Linked DNA regions of Homo sapiens: region 2 is linked to region 1. Evidence: chromatin contacts called from ENCODE Hi-C or POLR2A ChIA-PET data. All regions are on one chromosome and are shown on one strand. The core of a region is the stretch at or near the end of the contact, and the rest is flanking DNA. Distances in the headings are between cores, read along the strand shown. Region 1 overlaps CPNE5 (copine 5). Region 2 holds the start of C6orf89 (chromosome 6 open reading frame 89).

What was found. Hi-C counts contacts between places; a loop is a spot of excess contacts on that map. ChIA-PET counts read pairs that join two places held with the same protein, here RNA polymerase II (POLR2A). Pooled maps may share reads with other maps.
Region 2: POLR2A ChIA-PET joins it to region 1 with 17 read pairs in A673. The contact joins the promoter of C6orf89 here to the enhancer-like site in region 1. A Hi-C loop is called at or near these places in 1 of 37 single-sample maps with no recorded cell type and 1 of 50 pooled maps. POLR2A ChIA-PET finds 5 or more read pairs at or near these places in 10 of 52 experiments (A673, Caco-2, K562 and 6 more).

What each region holds. Positions count from the first base shown.
Region 1 is chr6:36,791,356-36,796,791 of GRCh38, reverse strand. It overlaps CPNE5 (copine 5), which reads left to right. Exons shown (of 21, transcript NM_020939.2): 7 at 2,143-2,202; 8 at 4,696-4,759. Among named protein-coding and RNA genes, the nearest start is that of CPNE5, 45 kb to the left of the region's middle. RefSeq lists enhancers at 2,004-2,668, 2,669-3,335. Within about 2 kb of position 2,772, at least 4 of the 41 ENCODE cell types and tissues checked have a DNase peak (open chromatin) inside an H3K27ac peak, as active enhancers do.
Region 2 is chr6:36,883,149-36,888,584 of GRCh38, reverse strand. C6orf89 (chromosome 6 open reading frame 89) reads right to left here and starts at 2,633. Exons shown (of 9, transcript NM_001286635.2): 1 at 2,557-2,633. RefSeq lists a silencer at 2,394-2,573 and an enhancer at 2,794-2,873.

The DNA.
Region 1 (5,436 bases), core at 1,523-4,022:
CTGGGTTCCTAGAAAACAGTGAAAATAGCTATCATTTATTGAGAATGGGGGAAAACCCCTGTTTTGGGGGTCTCTATAGCTTATAGAATTTGAGGGCCTCTTGCAAAAAAGCATACAAAATTCACATTCATATTTGCTAGGCCCCTCCCTCTTAGGACTTATTTCTAACAGTTTTCATTCGTAATTTTATATTCTTTCTCTAGGAACATCTGCCCCTGTGCCCACTTCAGTGTTAACCATGTGCTGAGTGTAGCATACCCATTAGCATCTGCTCTTTCCAGCAGCACCCCCACCCGTGGCTTTACCTGGGTTGCCAGGATGGAGATGCCCTATGAGGGAGGGTGTCTGTGCTTCCCAACTCCCAGCTGCCTGGGTCCAAAGCCACTAGTCATTTGGGTCTGTTTCCTTCCTGATCTCACCTGGTCCACCGTTGGTGACAGGAAACACCCTCTGGGGGTGGGGGAGTATTGAGGGAGACTTCCTATGGAGATGGCTTTTGAAACTGAGCCTTAAAGGACAAGCAAGTTCTAAAATATAGAGGTTGGCAGGGCTCAGTAGCTCATGCCTGTAATCCCAGCACTGTGGGAGGCCGAGGCGGGTGGATCACCTGAGGTCGGGAGTTTGAGACCAGCCTGACCAACATGGAGAAACCTTGTCTCTACTAAAAATACAAAAATTAGCCTGGCGTGGTGGCACATGCCTGTAGTCCCAGCTACTAGGGAGGCTGAGGCAGGAGAATCGCTTGAACCCAGGAGGCGGAGGTTGCAGTGAGCTGAGATTACACCACTGCACTCTAGCCTGGGTGACAGAACGAGATTCCATCTCAAAAATAAAATAAAATAAAATAAAATACAGAGGTTGACGGCAATGTTGGAGGAGGAGGTGGACCTTTTACCCCATCGAAGATTTCACATATCTTAGTTTAGTTGTCTTCCTGACTAAACCCTGTGAACAGCTCCTGTTTACTGGGCATCTATTTTGGGCCAGGCATGAGGGTCAGTGTTTTGCTTGTGAAATCTGTGTTAGTTCGCTGGGACCATTGTGGCAAATACCACAAACTGAGTGGCTTAAATAAGAAAAATTGATTTTCTCACAATTCTGGCGGCTAGACGTCGGAGATCAAGATGTCAACAGAGTTCATGTCTTCTGAGGATGGCTGTCTTCTTTTTCATCTCTGTGTCTTCAGATTGTCATCTCTCTGTGCACCTCTGTGTCCTAGTCACCTCTTCATATGAGGACACCAGCCATTGGATTAGGGTCCACTGCCATGACCTCATTTTACCTTAATTACCTCCTTAAAGACCCTATCTCCAGGCTGGGCATGGTGGCTCACGCCTGTAATCCAATCACTTTGGGAGGCCAAGGTGGGCAGATCACCTGAGGTCAGGAGTTCGAGACCATCCTGGCCAACATGGTGAAACCTCGTCTCTACTAAAAATACAAAAATTAGCCGGGCATGGTGGTGCGTGCCTGTAGTCCCAGCTACCTGGGAGGCTGAGGCAGGATAATCACTTGAACCTGGTAGGTGGAGGTTGCGGTGAGCCGAGATCACGCCACTGCACTCCAGCCTGGGTGACAGAGCGAGACTCTGTTTCAAAAATAAAAATGAAAATAAAAAAATAAAAAAGACTCTATTTCCAAATATAGTCACATTCTGAGGACCTGGAGATTAAGATTTCAATACATGAATTTTGGGGGATACAGTTCAGCCCATATCATGATCTCATGTGATTCTTCCAGCAGTCTCCCCATCTTGCAGTCTGGATGCGGAGTCTGGAAAGGGAGAACAGGGGTTCCCAAGCTGCAGCAGGTACCAGTGTCACCAAAGATTGCTGGGCTCCACCCCGCAGAGTTCCTGATCCTGTGGGTATGGGCTCGGCCTGGGAATTTACATTCCTATTAATAACATTCCCAGGACATGCTGGTGCTGCTGGTCTGGGCATCCCACCTTGAGAACCACTGAAGGAGAGGAATTTGCCCAGAAGAAGGACTCCACTTGCTCTGGCCTGTGGCTTTGATCCTGTTTTAATGACTTCCAGAGCAGCCGCTTGTCTCCAAGCATCTGGATGCCAAGTGCGCTGGCCTGTCTGGGTGGGGGTACTCAGCTCATGGCATGCTCTCTCTCCCCCTCTCTCTCCACAGGATAGGCGCATTCAGCCTGAATTCCAGGACGGGCAAACCCATGCCAGCTGTGTCCAACGGGTACGTTGCCAGACATCTCTGGCCCTGGAGTCCTTAGACATTCAGCCAGCTCTGCAAAGGGGGCCTCAGAGTCTGGGCCTCGTCCCTGCTCCCATCACTGCGAATTTGGCCCTGATCCGGGGACAGAGAGTCCTGGGTTCCTCCTTAGGCACCCAGGCTCTTTGGGCCCTGAACAGAGGCCCCCACTCGGCAGTGGGCCCCTCCCCCATCCAAGCTAGAGCTTGGGCATCTCAAGCCCCAGTGGCTCCTGGGACTTCAGGGAGAGGGTGGGGCTTACAGGTGGGGGATGTTGTCTATGAATAGCGGGGCTGGGCACTCTCTGTTCCCTTCCTCTCTCCCTGGCCTGGCTTCTCTAGGCCCCCAATCCCCACCCTTCTCTCCCCCTCTTTCCTCCCCTGTCTTTATCCTTTCCCCCCTGTTCCCCTCCCTTGTTTTGGCTGCTGGATGTCCGCCTCCTCCTCACCACAGAGTAGATCCAGCTGAATCCCCACTTTTCACGTTTGCTCGTTTGCTCGCCAGCTGCGGTGGGCCAGCCTCACTCCACCACCCTGACCATCTGGCTTCGGCTGGCCTCATGCAAATGTGGCCAACGCAGAGCCTCCCCCTCCTTCCCTCCCCTTCTTTCCCGGTTGGGGAGTTCCCACCCTGGCTTCTTTCTCACGCCCACTCGCCCACTGGGGCTGGAGGTGGGGGTGTGCAGGGCAGGGAACCTCTGCCTGGAGGGGCCTCTGCAGAAGGGCATTTTGTTGGGGTAAGCAGAGCTCCCCTGGCCTTCCCTGAGAGCTCTCAGGAATTGAGGTTGCAGCAGCTGGATATGCCACTGGACCAGCTGCAGGTGGGGAAGGGGCCTCCGGCGGGCCCGGGGATGCTCACAGCCCAGGGAGAGCATGGATGCTAATTCACCTGGAGAGTAGAGAAGCAGCAACTGGGGAGGCAGCAGGAGTCAGACAGAGATACAAAGACAGGGAGGGAGGGAGAGAGAGAAAGGAAGGCCAAGAAGGTGGGAGCAGGTTGGGGCTGGAGAGGAGGGAAAGAAGGATCGGAAATAGAAGAAGGACTCAGAGGCAAAGAGAGGAACAGATGGAGAAACATGGGGCGGAGGAGGCTGGCGTGGAGGATTCTATCTCCCTGGGCAAACAAATCATGTCTTTACTACCATGGAGGACCAGACCAGCGGGTGGGGAGGGGCTTTGAGGCACTCAGCTCAGCTGCCCAAGTCTAGGGGGACAACCTGGCAGGCACTGTCCCCTGTCCGTGGCAGGGGATGCCCCAGATGTGGCCCCCGCTCTGCTCACCTGATTTGGAGAGATCTGGGCTGTCCTGCCAGCCCTCCAGGGCCGGCTTCCCTTCCTCCCCTGCCTCCTCTGTTTGAGAGCCTCTCCCTCCAATAGCTGGTGCTGGGAAGAGCTCCATCAGTGGTTCTCAAAGTGTGTTCCACAGACAGCATGCTGGTGGCCCTGTGGCTGGCCTGAGGTGTGAGGCTGGATTTTACCAGCGTTGCACAATTGTGAAGTAAAGGGTGCAGGGAGGGGGATGCTGCTCACTGCGGGCCTTCTCTGTGCCAAGCACTGTGTGGTATATACAGTCACGCTCATTATATAGGGGAGAAAACTGAGGCTCAGAGAGGTACAGGAATGAGCCCAAAGTCACAGAGCTGCTGGACAAGCCGACATTTTCCTCTCCCTCCCAGTGGCCCCTGACTACACTGGGACTCCCCCACCTCTGGCTTAGTCCCAAACATTAGAGTGGGCTGGGATGGTGCCTGAAGGAGGGGGTCCTATCTAACCAGGGGAAGAGGTGGTTCAGTTCCCCTGAGTGGAGCCCCAGCCGAAGAACTTGCCCTCCTGGAGGGATGTGCTGGGGTGGACCGACTTCACGGACCTTGATCTGGTTGCCCACTTCACTGGGGAGCTGCACAGTCGGCTGGGATCTCTCACTCCCAGGGAGACCCCAGCCAAGGCATTTAAGGGGAGGTAGCCATGGGAAGGAGCCTGGGCAAGCTGCCAGCGAGGGCCCACCAGCCCTCCTGCCTTCCTCCCTCCCGTGACACATCAGAGTGGCTCAGAGCTGGACTGTCCCGGGACGCTGGGGGTCAGCTGGGTGTGAGGTGGGGTGGCTAGCCCATGAGGTCTTTTGCCCACAGAAGTGGTCTTTGGATGGAAAGTTTGAGAACCACTGGTCTGGAAGCCTCCGGGTGAGTCTGGATGCTTTTCCAATTCTAGGACTTTCACTGCAGGCACTACCCTTCCTGGTGGGCTCTCGGGGAGCAGGGGGTGGGGCAGCTCCAGGCTCGGGGACCCGGTCCCAGGAAGCAGTGCACTAGGCCACACTGCCACAAGGATCTCAGGAGACTCTGTCTTCTCAGGGGCTTTGGGGTGATCTGCTGGATGGTAGGGGGCGGGGGAGGATGGGCAGGGGGCTGATTGAGGGAGTGTCAGGTTTATGGCTCTGTCTTTGTCTGGCTTTCCATTCTTTCATCTTCTCCTCTCCCAGTGGTGTCCCAGGAAAGAAATGTGGCACCATCATCCTGTCCGCTGAGGAGCTCAGCAACTGTAGGGTGAGTGGCAGAGGACTCCAGCACAGGACGTGGTTGGGGTGGGGGTGATGGAGTGCAGGCTGGCCTCCCTGAGCCCCTGGAGGGAACCGAGGGTAGACAGGGCTCCTGATGCTGACCTGGCTGTCATAGAATTTTGCAACATCAGAGCTAGTGGGTGTTTTCCCTTTTTATAGCTGAGCAGACTGAGGCCCGGAGAGGAGAAGGAGCTCACCCACAGTCAGCAGCAGAGCCCAGCTGAGCCCCGTCCCCTAGCTCCCATGCCAGGGCTCCCTCCCCTCCCCATCACAGCCACCACTCACGTGTCCTTGAGCCGAGACTGCCTTGGCACCAACACTGTGGCAGCAAAGACCTTTTCAGTCTTGAAGGAAGCCTGGGTGCTTGACATTTAGCTGTCATTTTTCACTTTCAGCTCTGGAGTAGGGTGACACCCTGCATGGGGCGGATGGAGTGTGTCTGTGCGTACGCATGTGTTGGGAAGAAGTCTGCAGTCCCAGGCAGCCCTTGGTCTTGCTTTTACTGTAGGACTGTGGGGGAGCAGGAGATGGGGACAGCTGAGCACACAAAGAAGGGGCTCAGGGGACCTCATAATTAATAATAATGATAAAGTATCATAATGGTGATGGTCAGTATTTGTCAAGTAATAGGCACTTTACATAAGTTATCGCTGCTCTTGACAA
Region 2 (5,436 bases), core at 1,384-3,883, 92 kb before region 1:
TCAGCTCACTGCAACCTCTGTCTCCTGGCTTCAAGAGATTCTCGTGCCTCAGCCTCTGGAGTAGCTGGGAGTACAGGCACGCGCCACCACACTCAGCTAATTTTTGTATTTTTCTGGTAAAAAATGGGTTTCACCATGTTGGCCAGGCTGGTCTTGAACTCCTGACCTCAAGTGATCCACCCACCTTAGCCTCCCAAAGTGCTAGGATTACAAGCGTGAGCCGCTGCACTCGGCCACTTATTTTTTTGAAACACAAATTGGCTCATGCTAAGCACCTTCCAAGACTCCCCATCCTCTGCAGGAGCAGTTTAGCATGGTGACTAAGAACACAGATACTGGAGTTGGAAAAAGCTGGATGCAAATTCTAGATTTTACCACTTACTGTGTGGCCATGAGACACTACTCATCCTCTCTAAGCCTCAGTTTTCATGTATAAAATGGGGATAATTATTTCTACCCCACAATGTTTTATTTCAGAGAATTATAAAATGATGTAACACATTTGTTCCAATAGCCAGACAAATTAAATACCTAATAACAATCATTTTAAGATAAAGTCCTAAGTCAAGCATGGTGGTTCATGCCTGTAATCCCAACACTGGGAGGCTGAGGTGGGAGGACTGCTTGAGCCCAGGACTTCCAAGACCAGCCTGGGTAACATAGCAAGACCCTGTATCTACAAAAAAAATAAAAATAAAAATTGGCCGAGTGTGGTGGTGCCTGCCTGTAGTCCCAGCTACTTGGGAAGCAGAGGTGAGGGGTAGCTTGAGCCCAGGAGTTCGAGGCTGCAGTGAACCGTAATAGCACCACTGTACTCCAACCTGGGTGATGGAATGAGATTCCTGTCTTTTTTAAAAGATAAAGTCCAAATTACTTACCATGGCCCTTTATGATCTGGTCACTGCCTACCTGTTCAGTTTCATTTCCCATCAATCCTTCTTCACATTCTACACTGTCATACTATTTCACATCTTTTTGCTTTTGCATACACAATTTCCTCTGCCTAAAAAGCCTAGTCTCCAGTGCTTTGTCCAATAAGTGAACTCTTTAAGACTCTGACCTCAGTTTTTGTCCTATGCACCTCTAGGGCTTGGCATTACATCTATTTTCCTGTCTACCTCCCACCCTAAATAGTGTTTCTTGAAAGCAGAGATAAATGGAGAAAACACAAAAAACTAAGAACAGACGTGGGAATTCACCTCAGATGTGGAATCAGATCAATGTTGAACAAATTTATAGAAAGGACCTAAAATTATCATTCCGAACTAATTGAATGTAACTCGTGGCTCATGGTTTATTCATTTTATGTTTTATTATTTTATTCATTTTTAAAAATGCAGAGGTCGGGAGCCTGAGGCAGGAGAATGGTGTGAACCGGGGAGGCGGAGCTTGCAGTGAGCAGAGATCACGCCACTGCACTCCAGCCTGGGCGACAGTGTGAGACTCCGTCTCAAAAAAAAAAAAACAAAAAAACGCAGAGGTAGCAACAATGTGATGAGGGTTTAAGGTTAGCAGGTTAGGAATCTAGCATTTGGACATTGTTTCTGGTGTGTGGAGTAGCTGTGGAGGAACAGGTATTCAAAGCAGGTCTTGAAAAATGCCTCAGTCCAAGGCAGAAAAGGTCTGACAGAAACAGGACCTCTTTCTGGTATGCAAGTTGGGCTACATGAACCTTTAGTCAAAACTTCAATGTAGCAGAATTGAATTTATTAGTTATTATTTTAAAGGCATGTTATTCCCTAGAGGGAAATTTTGACAACCCAAATTCAAATGAACGAATTTATTAAGGGAGAGACGTCTATAGAAGATCCCACCACAGGAACTACCAAATGAGCCATCAGAAAAGTCAGAATACTAAGTATCTGGAAGTAGTCTCTATTATAAAGTGATTTATGACTAAATACTTTAAAAGAAACATATTTGCGAATACAAAGGCTATGAGGGCTCTGAGACTAGAAAGTGTGGCCTGCACGGTTAACAGTCTTAAAATACTACAAAACACGACGCAGGCAAATTTCCTTCTACTAAGAGGTGATTACAAACAACTATTTTACTTGTGTCAAGAAACCAAGTCATATTTCTTTCTGAAATCCAAGATGCCAGGTTTATCACATACCAAGTACACATTTAAAGAAAAAAAATTATTGCCCCCTAACGATTATTAGAAAAAGATCTTTCAGAAGGGGGTGGGGAATCTACTCTTAATTTCTTAAAAATTCCGTCAAAAGGGCAGAAATCTGGACTTCATTAGCAACGCTCAAGTTATGGACACTGCTGTGATGCCTGAGAACCAAGTTCAAGCAAGGTCCACCTCGTTTTGCTCTCCCCGGCGGAGTCAAAGAAAGTGACAGATGTCTTAAGGGAGTCGACCCCGGGGGAGCTGCCAGGGGATGCTGTCAGTCTACAAAACTGGAGAGACTGAGAAAAGGGATCCGCGCTGGGATAGAGGGTGGTAGCAGCGGCGAGAAGCGGCTGCGCGAGGATGTCAGAGACGGGCGCGGCGAGGCTGTCACAGGGCGGCCTCCCCCCACCCAGCCTCGGGCCCCAGTCACTCACATGCGGGGCTCGCGCCCCTCGGGCTCCTCCCGCCTCGGGGACAGCTGCCGCCGGGCGAGGAGGATGGGCAACTTCCTGTTTCCGGGAGCGCGACCCGGAAGCAACCCCCCACTCCTGGGCGAGGCCTTGTACCCTAGAGTAATTCCTCCTCTCGTCCAGCGCTTCCGCCCAAAACAGAACACTCAGTGTCGTGGCGAGCGCGGGACCTCTCGCGATATCTGGAGAGTGTAGGTTCTTGCTCCCCCTGGCGTCCTTCTTCCGTTCTGGCTCTTTTCGCCCCAGTCCTAAATCCTTGTCTTCCTAATTTACCTGGACTGGCTCACACAGACTTCATAGCTGAACTGATCCATAGAACAAGCATTTACTGAGTCCCCTACTATGTGCCAGGCAGCATGTTAGGCATTAAGGGATGGGAGTGGAAGGGAAATGTAAATGAAGAGCAGCCCCTTCCTTCTGGAAGCTACTACTCTTGAGAAAGACGAACAAATCCCTCCAGTTTTCACTCAGCCCACTCATTAGTGAGAGCTTACTCTGTTGATAAAAGAAAAACTTAAGCCGAATTAAGTATAAAGGAGTTTAATTGAGCAATGGAAGATTCACGAATCAGGCAACCCCCAGAATCACAGCAGATTCACAGACTCCCAGGGTGCCTCATGGTCAGAACAAATTTATAGATAAAAAAGGCAAAGTGAGGCACAGGAATCGGAAGTAAGGTACAGAAACAGTGAGGTTGGTTACAGCTCGGTGTTTGCCTGATTTGAACGCAGATTGAACATTCAGCAGGCTGTGAGTGGTTGAAGTATGGCCGCTGGGATTGGCCACCACTCAGTTATTGTTACAGGTGTATACTATTAAGTTAGGTTTTCAATTTTGTTTGACTATTAAGCTATGTTACAGTTCATCCACAAGGACTCAAATATAGAAGGACAGAGTCCTTCTCAGGCCATATTTAGTTTGCCTTAACAATTCCCCCGTTTTGGTCATTTTCTCAATTTTGAGAGATTGACCAAAACCTTGGTCATTGATGTTATTATCGCTGTCATAAGTGTACCTGTATGGTTTTGAAACTCACTAGGAAACAGTAGAACAGTGGGTTTTGCAGGAAGAGAATAAGGGCTGAGTAGAGGATACCTCCTTATTCTGAAACATCTGTTTACAGGAGAAAAAACCTGGTCTGTTCTAGCATTTTGTGTTTTTTTAAAGCCTTGGTTTGATTATGTCACATTTAGCATGAGTGACTCCATTTTAGTTTGGTTTGGTTTGTTGGTGCCTAGTGCATGAGCTCAGTCCAAAATAATGGCCTCCCATGATTTTGTTTAAAAAAAAATTCCTCACTTTTGGCCAGGTTCTTACTTAGGTGACAGCGTGACCAGAACTTAGGGCCTTAGCGCCACTCTCAGTTACATCATTTTGGGTTTCTGGTCTCAGCATGTCATTCATAGGTTACGGTGCCTTCATGGTCACACATTTCTTTCAGTTTTTGTTATTCCAGTTGAAAAGAGATCATTTGACGTTGTAGAGATGGCTGCATGCAAGCATTTAAAATCTTTGAGAGAATACAGTGCACCAGGGAGACTATTATTATCATTATCGGGCGGATAATAGCAAGAGTTTGGAGTATGCTCCTTACCCAGGGTCCCCATAAGCCAAACCACCTAAAATTAAATAGATTGAAGAATGAGTTAGATGAAGAGTCTCCTTGCTTGACTAAGTGGTCTTTTCACTAATCCCCTACAACTGGATATTTATTTTTATTGTATTTATTTTGTGAGAGGGAGTCTTGCTCTGTCACCAAGGCTGGAATGCAGCGGCGATCTCAGCTCACTACAACCTCCACCTCCTAGGTTCAAGTGACTCTCCCGCCTCAGCCTATTGAGTAGCTGAGATTACAGGCACCTGCCACCACGCCAGGCTAATTTTCATATTTTTAGTAGAGACAGGGTTTTGCCATGTTGGCCAGGCTGCTCTCAAACTCCTGACCTCAGGGGATCCGCCTACCTCTGCCTCCCAAAGTGCTGAGGTTACGGGTGTCAGCCATCACGCCCGGCCAGAATTGTTTATAATTTACATTTGCTGTATTTCTCCATAGGCCACAGGTGTCAACAGCTGCACAGGTACTTTTCTGTTTAGCCAATTCTATTACTTAGTATAATTTTCAAAGGAGAATTTAAAGTCTGTTGTGTAACGATAGCCTTTAAAGTAGAATTTGCTGTAGAGCCTATTATGAGGGAGACATTTCAAATTATTGCCTCTTTTATTCTAAACCATGGAAAAAGGACCTAACAAATGGATGTCTTTCTAGAAGAGTGAAGGCCTCTTGTCAATGTTCTCTTTAATCCATGATGTGGGTTAAGAGGAGTTTTGACTGATTATGAGGCAATGTATGTACCACTAAAGTTTGTTACCTACATTGGGCCTTCATCTTTTATCTATTGAAATATAAGGTTATTCATGTTTAAGGCTGGCTGCAAAATCCTTCACAAATAAAAGTATACCCTATAAGTGCATATAATAGACCCACTTTTAATTTCTATTGTTCATAGAGGCATAAACAAGGAAAAAATATTCAAAGATAAGAGTCTTGTGATAGTAGAAGTTTTGATCTATGATCTTGGGAAAAGCTATTCTAATCAAGGATGCCATCTTCTGGGGAGAAACTTTTCTGGTTAGTTTTACCTTAAGGGTTCCAATGGATGTACAGTTCCAGGAGTGTGGAGGGACCCTTCTCAGCTGTGAGATTATGAACCCAAGGTTTAAAGCTCCAAAGTTTTGCTGTAGTGTGGATGGCAAGGACAGTCTTTCTCTTTCTCTGGTGTTCTCAGACGATCCAATCTGCAGGTTCTAGATTGTGAAGGGATTGTCCTCAGTGAATCATAAAAA